Linked DNA regions of Mus musculus: region 2 is linked to region 1. Evidence: chromatin loops called from intact Hi-C (ENCODE). Cell type or tissue: gastrocnemius. All regions are shown on one strand.

What was found. Hi-C counts contacts between places; a loop is a spot of excess contacts. Peaks named below come from ENCODE experiments on the same cell type or tissue, not always from the same donor. Only the 100,000 strongest peaks of a DNase experiment are listed, where the experiment ranks them.
Region 2: it touches region 1 in a loop (2.3-fold over the local background); 18 of 42 quality-filtered maps call a loop at or near these places.

The regions. Positions count from the first base shown.
Region 1 is chr5:135,071,249-135,076,248 of GRCm38, reverse strand. Vps37d (vacuolar protein sorting 37D) reads left to right here. Exons shown (of 4, transcript NM_001199677.1): 3 at 1,773-1,855; 4 at 2,266-3,349. The coding sequence ends at 2,658. Among named protein-coding and RNA genes, the nearest start is that of Vps37d, 4.5 kb to the left of the region's middle. In gastrocnemius, no CTCF peak of the experiment used is centred here; DNase peaks (open chromatin) are centred at 2,315 and 2,574.
Region 2 is chr5:135,019,799-135,024,798 of GRCm38, reverse strand. Stx1a (syntaxin 1A (brain)) reads right to left here and starts at 1,317. Exons shown (of 10, transcript NM_016801.4): 1 at 1,189-1,317. The coding sequence starts at 1,218. In gastrocnemius, no CTCF peak of the experiment used is centred here; DNase peaks (open chromatin) are centred at 811, 1,320 and 2,754; H3K4me3 peaks cover 1,383 bases; H3K27ac peaks cover 1,175 bases.

The sequences.
Region 1 (5,000 bases):
GGAGGCAGAGGCAGGAGGATCACAAAACTTCAAGACCAGCCCTAGGTTATGTAGGAGGTCTTGATCAGACTGCTCTGTGTCTTGAGGGGAGACTCTGCATCAAAACAAAAACAAACGGTTGTGTTGAAGAGACCCTGGGCAGTAGAAGAAAGGAGACCCAAGCCAGGCATGGTGACATATGCATATAGTCCCACCACTTGGGAGGCAGACACCGGAGGATCAGTAGTTCAAGGCCAGCCTTGGCTAGAGTGAGTTTGAGGCCAGCCTGGGCTACCCAAGACCCTATCTCAAAAACAAAAACAAAAACGAAAAACAAACCAAAAGCCAACAACAAAATCTCATCAAGGCTGAGGATGGTTCACTAAGTAATGACACTAGGTGGCAAGCTTGAGTTTGCTTCCCAGGACCTACAAGGTGGAAGGGGAAAAGACCAGCGCCTAGAAATTGACCTCTGACCTCTACAACTCTTGAGTGGTATGTGTGTGCCCACCCACATACACACAAGAACACAAAGTAAAAATGTTATTTAAAACAGTTTAAAAAAAACCTAACATCAAAAGGCTGGAGAGATGGCTCCGCATTTGAAGGCACTGACTGCCTCCAGAGGACCTGGGTTCAAACCCCCAGACCCACAGAACAGCTCACAGCTGTCTGTAATGCCAGGCTCTGACACCTGCACATAGACACACATGCAGACAACACCAATGCAAATAAAATGTAAATACACACATTTAAATAAGTAAAAACCCAACCTCAAACAGAAAACAAGAAATGGGGCTGGAGAGATGGCTCAAAAGCTAAAAGCACTTGCTACTACTCCAGAGGACCTGGGTTCGAATCCCAGCACCTCCATACATGGCAGCTCACAACTGCCTATAATTCCAGTTCCATGAAATCCAATAATATCTCTGATGTCCATGGGTACGCATACATATATGCAGGCAAAACACACATATACATGAAATAAAAATTAAAAAAAAAATGGAAGAAACTCAAAGCTTGGATTCCCTAGTGGTCAAAACCTCCCAGTGCTTTATTTTATATTCTAGGATGTAGGACCACCTCATGTCTGACCTAACTGATGGGTTGGGTAGTGGTAGCCTCAATGTGGAAGTGAGGAGGCCATCTGTCCACAGACACTCAGTAGTGCCCGTGTTATTGAACATACTGAGCCAGGTATGGTGGTACATGTTTGTAATCCCAGCACTCAGGAGGCTGAGGCAAAAATAACCACATTTGGCAAGCTAGCCTGAGCTACATAGTAAGACCTGATGATGATGATGATGGCGATGATGGCAGTGACTGTGGCAGCTGGAGAGATGGCTTAGCTGTTGGAAAGGATAGGAGTTTGGTTTCCAACACCCATGCTGGGCAGGTCAAAGACTCCAGCTTCATGCTGGATCTGACAACCACTGGCCTCTTCAGAAATCTGCATTCAAGTTCTCACGCCCATACACAGACACATCCATATAATTAAAACTAAATTCTTTTTTTTAAAAGAAAAAGAAACAACGGTATAGCAAACAAACAGAAATAAGCTGAACTTGTCTGCGCATGCCTCCAATCTCAGCACTTTGAGGTCTAGATCCTGGAGGATCAGGAGTTCAAGGATAGCCTGGGCTACACAGTCCAAGTTAGAGGCTATGTGAGGCCCTGCCTCAAAAGAAAACAAAGCCAGGTGAGGATTTGGAGGCCACAGAGATGGGAACTGTAGAGTCACCTGCAGTCAATGGGAGAGTCAGAGTCCCTGTCTGTCCCCCTGTGGTCCCCAGAGAAGAGCATGCATCGCTGGAGCCCCCAATGTGCGCTGGGCTGGCTGCAGGCTGAGCTGGAAGAGGCTGAGCAGGAGGCTGAGGTGAGGGGTAGAGGTGGCTGGGGCCAGGTCAACAGGGAGGGAAACCAGTCTCATTGGGGTCTTCTCTGAGAAACCCTCCGTGATTGCTTCCAGAACTTTCTGGACTCCGCTCAGGACGGCAGAGTTTGCTGTCCTAGGGACGTCTACAGACACTGGAGGGCAGGGTCGGCTGAGTAGTAAGGCCCATTTCTCAGGGCTGGGTTGGGAGCAGGTCCTTAAGTGTGTTGAAGGGTACGGGACAGCCCTCTTTGTGGAAATAAGGTGGACACCTGTCCAGTCTGGGTAACCCAGAGGCTGGGCCATGTTGGAAGCTCCGGGCCTCTGCTGGCTGGTCACCGTGGGGAAGAAGGAGTCAGGCTCTGATCAGATTGCCTCCCCAACTCTCCCTTTCCCTCCTGGACGCTACCCAGGTCCAGATGGAGCAGCTGCTGCTGGGGGAACAGAGCCTGGAGGCCTTCCTGCCAGCCTTCCAGAGGGGCCGTGCCCTGGCCCACCTGAGGCGGACACAGGCCGAGAAACTACAGGAGGTGCTGAGGCGTCGAGAGCGCTCTGCCCAGCCGGCCCCCACAACTGCTGCTGCTGCTGCCGCCGCCGCCACCGCCATGGATCCCCCCAAACCCTTCCCTGCTGCTGCCGTCCTGCCCACTGGGGCCGCCCGGGGACCACCTCCAGCAGTACCCCGGAGCCTGCCCCCCTTGGACTCCCGCCCAGTGCCCCCAGTGAAGGGCTCTCCCGGGTGCCCTTTTGGCCCAGCCCCTTTGCTGAGCCCTCGACCCTCTCAGCCTGAACCCCCTCATCGGTAGGAGCCAGGGTGAGGCCTCCCAGCGGGGGTCCAGACAAACTTGATTCATGGCTCCTCCTCCTCCCCCACTGCCTGGGTGGGGGGAGGGGCAGGCCCCTCCCCCTAGCCTCAGGCAGGCCCAGGGCCCTGGAGGCTGAGCTGGGGAAGAGGGGCTCCCCGAAGAGGCCCGAAGAGGGCTGGGGGTGGGGTGGGCAGGGTGCTGGACTCCGGTCACCAAGGAAACTCTGCCTTTTTATTTTATTTTTTCGTCTCCCCGGCTGGGGCCTCCAGGGTGCCAAGCCAGGTCCTCAAATGAAAAAGAACTTTATGGGGTCCTGCTTCTTCCAGAGGGGTCTTGCTTGGGGGCCTGTCGCACCCTGCCACACTACTGGGCTCGAACAACTGCCAAGGCTTACTGGATTGTTCTCATATCCTGAGCTAACCCTTCCTGCAGTTTGGGGGCCCTCCGCCTAGGAGCCGGGCCCAGGGACACCCCCAATGGCCTTGCAGCTGGCCCTGGGGCAAGGTAGGACAGAGGCTTCTGACCTGCACAGGTGAGAGCCTGCCACCCCCAGGAAAGACCATTCTGTATTTTTCTGTCCCTGTCTCCTTAGAATGGAACCTTTTTGAGGGCAGGTCCTTGTCTTTGTATGTTCTGTCCCCAGCCCCGCCTCCTAGGGGCTGTCAATAAATGTGCTGATGGATGACGGTGATGATGCCCCGCCTCCTCTCTGCTCCCTCAGCCAGCCTCCACACCTTCTGCCAAAGCAGGCGCTTCCTCCTAGGGAGAAGCCCCTCTTTTCCTTGCCCATCCAAGGCTCAACTGACCTGTAAGGCCCACTGCAGCCTCCTGAGAGAAGCTGCCTGATTTCCGGCTCCTGTGACTCGCCATGCCTACTCCACGTCTCCGGTTGCCTCACCTGGCTTGCACCTTGTATTCTGGGATTGCGTGTCAGCTGGATCCCGATGGCACCACCATCTGGCCTGCCAACCACAGCCTCCACTGATGGTACCTTCAGTGGGTGATGGAGGGGTTCTGTTAGGAATGCAGGCATCTGACTTCCACTAGAGAGACATTAAGTGGCCATCTTGGCAGATGGATGTAGGGCAAGAAGACTGGCAAACAGAACAACGGGAAGAGGGGCCTTTCTGTGAGCCCAGAATGGGGCAGGCTGAAGCAGGAAGATTGAAAGTTCAAAGACCCAGGGCTGGTAGTTGGAAGAGTGCTTGTGTAGCGTGCAGGAAGCCATGGGTTCGATCCCTAGCACTCCCTAGACCAGGCATGTTGGGTCACACTTGTAATCTAGCAGGTAGGGTTGAGGCTGAAAGGTCAGGAGTTCAAGGTCACCCTCACTAAAAACCCATTCAAAACTAGCAGAGTCTACATAAGAATTTAAACCCAAATACATGGTGAGTTCCCCCTCTGTAGCAGGAACATTCTTGGGTCAGTCAAGGTCAAGTCTAAGTAGAAGGAATTTGGCCAAGAGGCACAGAAACTCCTGTAAATAATGGTAGGCTGCCAAAAGCACTATAAAAGCCAGGTATGGTGACACAATCCCAAAATCCTAGTTTGGATCTAGCCTGGGGTAATGAGTTCCACGCTACCCTAAACTACAGAGTGAGTCATTGTCAAATTAACAGGGGGTGCTATTGAAGCTTACAAAGCCAGTGTGGACTTTGTCTTCATTACTACAGAACCTTCTAGAACAGTGGTTCTCAACTTTCCTAATGCTGGGACTCTTTAATACGGTTCCTCTGATGCGATGACCCCAACCAGAAAATTATTTTCTTTGCAAATAATTTGCAAACTAATTTTGGTACTGTTAAGAATCACGGTGTAGGGGCTTGGCAGTGGTGGCACATGCCTTTGATCCCAGCACTTGGGAGGGAGAGGCAGGCGGATTTCTGGTCTACAGATTGAGTTCTAGGACAGCCAGGGCTATACAGAGAAACCTTGCCTTGAAAAATCAAAAAACAAACAAACAAACAAAAAATCACTATGTAAATTTTGGGGAGGGGCGCGGGGGTAAGAGGTTAGACCCAAGGGGTCTTGACCTACAGGTTGAGAGGTTGTTGAGCTGACTCTATTTTTCACTAAAGATTTCGATATAAAAGAGACACCACATTGGCCTCTTTGGAGTATAAAAGGTGAGAAGGAGGCTTGGGACTAAGTTCCCAAGAATAGAAAAGCATGCAAATAGAAGAATGTGTGTTCATCCTGGGATATCCCAAGGACAGCCTTGAGGATAGAGTCAAGAACAATGGCAGGAGAACTTGGGGTTCAGAAGTGGGCTCCATGTGGGGATCCCTGCTGATGCGTGAGAAGAACTTAAGGATTTGCTACATCTTAGAGATTCCCCCTCA
Region 2 (5,000 bases), 51 kb after region 1:
ATAGATGAGGCACTGGGCATCCAGCCAGGAATAATACAGGTCTGAAGGCATGTGGGGGTCGCTTGCAGGTCAGGAACAGGATGAAGGCTAGACTGGAGAGCATAGATATGGCTGGTATTATGGTAGAGGGATCCAGGCACAGATGGAGAAGCTAGGCAGAAATCACAGCCATTAGGTCAAAAGCCCCAAAACAAAACTTTCTATGAAGGGCTGTAAGTGGGGCACAAGATGAGAGGGATCTAGGACGCCACCCAGCTTGGGGGGACACCCAGAAATCAACGGGTGGGGTTTGCTGAGGAATCAGATATGACAATCTGATGTGGCGCCCTTATTTAACCCTCTCACGGGAGAGCTTAATTTCTGTCCCTCTAGGGTCTGAGGCCAGAGAAGGGCACTCCCCTGTGTTAAAAGTGGGGTCTCATGATTGAAGGATCATGGGCTCTGACTTAGAACCTTTCTACTGCCTTCTACTCATCTCGAAACCCCGCCCTAAGAGCCACACCCCAGAGGCCTCTCTCACACAGGTAGGAAAATAGATCCAGGTCGCAGTTAGACCTGGCAATCCGGGAAGGGTCTGGGAAATGACAGCCTGGGTTGCCTGGAAGCCCAAAGGTGGACCAAGGGTAGATATGGTTGAGTCCTTTAATCCAGAGCAAGCCGGGTATCCCTAAAGCGACCAGGGTGGATCGGGAGCCACAGGTGATGGGAGCCACAGGTGATGGGGAGCCCCAAGAGACGGCTCCCGCAGAGGCCACCCCCACCCGGCGGCCTCGTTTCCGCAGCGCGCCCAAGGATGGGGTTGGGAGGGGAACTCTGGGCAGGGGGGTGGGAAGGAAACGAGAGGTTCAGCCTCCAGGGGACAGTGCAAGGACGGTGACAAGCGGGCGAAGAACGGTCACGATTTTGCATCCCGCCACCGAAACCCCTTAACAGCCCTCCAAATCGCCCCAAACAGGAACGCCCTGAAAAGTTCCTCAAAACCCCAGGTTCTAGCCATCAGTCCCGGTGCTGAAGGGCTCGAGTCCGTGACCAGAAGTAGATCGGAGGGGTGGGACTCCCATGGGGGTTCGAGGGTCCCTCAGCTTTGCAAGGCTCCCTCCGTCCCCTTGTAGGTGCCTCGGTGGCATGCCGGAACAAAGTGGAGAATTACAAGACGCCGGGTGAGCGGCGCACGAGGATCGGACTCACCGTGCGGAGCTCCTGGGTTCGGTCCTTCATGCTCCCGGGAGTGGCAGTAGGCGCCGGCTGCAACCGAGTAAGTCCCGCATGCGCGGATGCCGCCCCGCGGCTGCGCAGCGCCAGCCCGCGCCCCGCCCCAGTCCCTGGGACCCCCAAGCCCAACCCCAGCTGGCCACGCCCATCATGCTTCCACGCCCGGATATATCCCGCCCAGGGCTCCGCCTACGGGGAGCGCAAAGGGGTACAAACCCAGCCCTCGGGACCTGGTTCCTCCCCTCGTCAACTAGTGATCTCTGTCTAGATGCAGCTCCAACTCCTTGGCCCTTCTCTGCCCCAGCCCCCACCTCTGCTCAGCCACCCATTATCTAGATAGACCCTGGATTCTGACTCTTAGAGTCCTTCCTTTCCCCTGGATTTGCTGGAGTGGAACCCTTTCCACTTTGTTCAATGATAGTCTCACTGTGTAGCCCAGGCTAGCCTTGAACACCTGCTCCTACCTCAGCCACAGGAGTACAGGTTTTGCAGACATGAGCCTCAATGCCAGGTTTGAAAATCCCTTCTTGAACCGACCCCCGGCAACCCCCTCCAACCACCCATCCTGTCCTGAGATGGCTGAACAGGTAAAGATGCTTGCCACTAAGCTTAAAGATCTGAGTTCCAGCGGGGTGATGATAGCACATGTCTTTAATCCTAGTAGGCAGATCTCTGAGTTCAAGGCCAGCCTGACCTACAGAGCAAGTTCCAGGACAGCCAAAGGTACGCAGAGAAACTCTGTCTTGAAAAATAACAAACAAACAAACAAACAAACGATTGGAGTTCTAGCCCTGGGCCCCACGTGACTGAAGAAGAGCATTGGATTCTGTAAATTGTCCTCTGACCGCCACATGAGTGAGCTCCGTGCTTCACATATATGCAACCACACGATGGAGGCAGGAGGCACATGGCCAAGTGAATATAAAGTAAAATAAAGCCCTCTCTGTAGTGGTCAATTCTAAACCTTCCCACCTTTCTGAGCACCCCCCTGTCTCCAGACCGGGTTGCTGCCTCTTTACTCTCCCCAGAGTTTCTCAGCTCACCTGTTCGATTCAATTTGACTGCCTTTCTCTTTACACACAATACATACATACATACATACATACATACATACATACATACATACATACACAAACAAATAAATGAAATGTTTAAGATATTTAAAAGGAAAAAAAAAAAAAGCTTGCCACCCCCACCCCTCCATGCCTCCAGCCCGGAGTTCAAATGCCAGGCCTGACGTCTTATTTCCTGTGTGGAAGCTGTAGGCTGTTCAAACCTAGGCCCAGTGGAAAGATCTCAGTGGTCCCTGCAGAGCAACGTGAACGGTATGCTGGTCCCTGTAGAGCAACGTGAAGAGCCTGCCGGTTGGCAGACATGTACCTTTTAGCTTCCTGCCAGCATCTTGTTACAGAGTACACACACACACACACACACAGACACACACACACACAAGTGGTCTCAGGCTTTCTTGACCCCAAGCCAAGCACACCCACACCTCCTTGTACACTAGAGTTACCAAGGCACGGTTCTGGATTGGATCCAGCCTCCTGCTGCCCAGTGTGTCTGGCCCTGGCACCTCTCCCAGACTTTCAGTGCAGGTTAGATGGCTGGCTGACAGGCACGCTGGGACACGGGCTCAGCCTCCCCTCCGTCCCTAGAAAAATCTGACAGGAGACAAATGTGTCCTGGCACGGGAGAGAGCCATAGCCTTTCCGGTTGTCTAGACATCAACATTATGCTATATTTTATTTTTAATATTTGTTACATCATTTATTTGTGTGCATGAGAATGCCACGGCTTACACAGAGAGGTCAGGACAACTTGCTGGAGTCAGTTCTCTGCTTCTGCCTTGTGTGTCCCAGAGACCAATCCAAGTCCTTAGGCTTAGCAGCAAGTGCCTTTACTCAATGAGCTCTCTCTCTCTCTCTCTCTCTCTCTCTCTCTCTCTCTCTCTCATACACACACACACAAGCTGGCCTCAAACTTGCTATGTACCTGAAGATGACCTTGAATCCCTGATCTTCCTCCCTCTGTATTGTTCCCCTACTCCAAGGTCCCCAAACAAACCAGGTAGGCATATTGCAACCAGACTTCACCGTGGGCTACCAATGAGTCTATTGGCCTTACTCCCATTGGTGAGGGGTTTCTTCCAGGTGAATAGATGCTCCCTCAAGCTACCCCCTCCCCACAGTGGTCTGAATGGGAATGGTCCCCACAGATCCACAGGGAGGGGTAGCCTTGTTGGAGGAAGTGTGTCACTGTGGGAGTGGGCCTTGAGGTTATACATGCTCAAACTATGCCCCGGGAGGTTCACGGTCTCCGTCTACTGCCTGTGGATCAAGATGTGGATCTCTCAGCTCCTTTTCCAGCATCACTGCTGCCTGCATACCACCATGCTTCCCGCCTTGATGATAATGGACTGAACCCCTGAAACTGTAAGCCAGTCCCAATTGAATGTTTTATTAGAATTGCCATGGACAGAGTATCTCTTCACAGCAATGGAAACCCTAAGATGTCCCCCAAGTGATTTTTTTCATGGTTGCATGGATAGAGCCCCTCCCCTAGATCTCCCCACATTTATACCCTAGCCCCTCCCTAAAGCATCACCCCCATGCACCATAGGAGGGCAGAATTGTATACAACTGGTTGAGAGGGGTGCCTGGATACTCACTGAGAGTCCCATGAACCTTTCTGCTCCCTCCTTCTCTGAGAAAAGATCTACTATGAACAGGCCCAGCCAGGCTCCTGAAGATGGTGGAACATCTGTCTACAACAGCCTGCCTCCCAAGTGCTGGGATTACGGACGTGTGCCACCTTTCCCATTTTATGCAGAGCTGTGGAGGAAGCCTAGGGTTTCATGCACGCTAGGCTAGCATTCTACCAACCGAATTACAAGTCCAGCATTTTTTTTTTTCTTTGTATTTTGAGACAGCGCCTCACACTGCTAGCCTGGGATATATTATGTTATGTAGCCCAGGCTAGCTTCAAATTTAAGACCCTCCTGCCTCAGGCTCTTGAGAGCTGGGAGTACAGGTGCCACACAGTGTGCCAGGATACTTTGCACATCTCCTCTCTCTGTCCTCCACATGGCCAATTTGACTGACAGGAAGCTGCCTAGCCCCGATCTAGTGGATTTCCTATACATAGGGAGCGGAGTGGGTCACGGCTATGTCCTCAGAACTCAGTATCTGTCTGTGGGGTGAGACTTCAGGAAGATGAGAAACTGCTGCTTCCTGAAGAAAGCCACGCTATCTTGCCAACATCACTCATGCAGACATGTTAAATATCAGCATGGAAAACGAAGAGGGGCTGGAGAGATGGCTCGGTGGTTAAGAGAGCACCAACTGCTCTTCCAGAGGTCCTGAGTTCAATTCCCAGCAACCACATGGTGGCTCACAACCGTCTGTAATGGGATCTGATGCCCTCTTCTGGTGTGTCTGAAGACAGCAACAATGTACTCACATACATGAAATAAATAAATAAATCTTTTTAAAAAGATGAATGAAAAAAGTGTGCACTTCCCTCTAAGCTGTTTTTCTTCTTTTTCTTCCTTAACATTTTCTTTCTTTCTTTCTTTCTTTCTTTCTTTCTTTCTTTCTTTCTTTCTTTCTTTCTTTCTTAGTTTCTCTCTCTCTCTCTCTCTCTCTCTCTCTCTCTCTCTCTCTCTCTCTCTCTCTCTCTCTCTCTCTTTCTTTCTTTCATTGTTGAATGCTCTACTGCAGAGCCATAGTGCCATGACCCTAGCTATTCACTGGGTGATTCTAGGTTTCTAGGCAGGTGTCCTACCA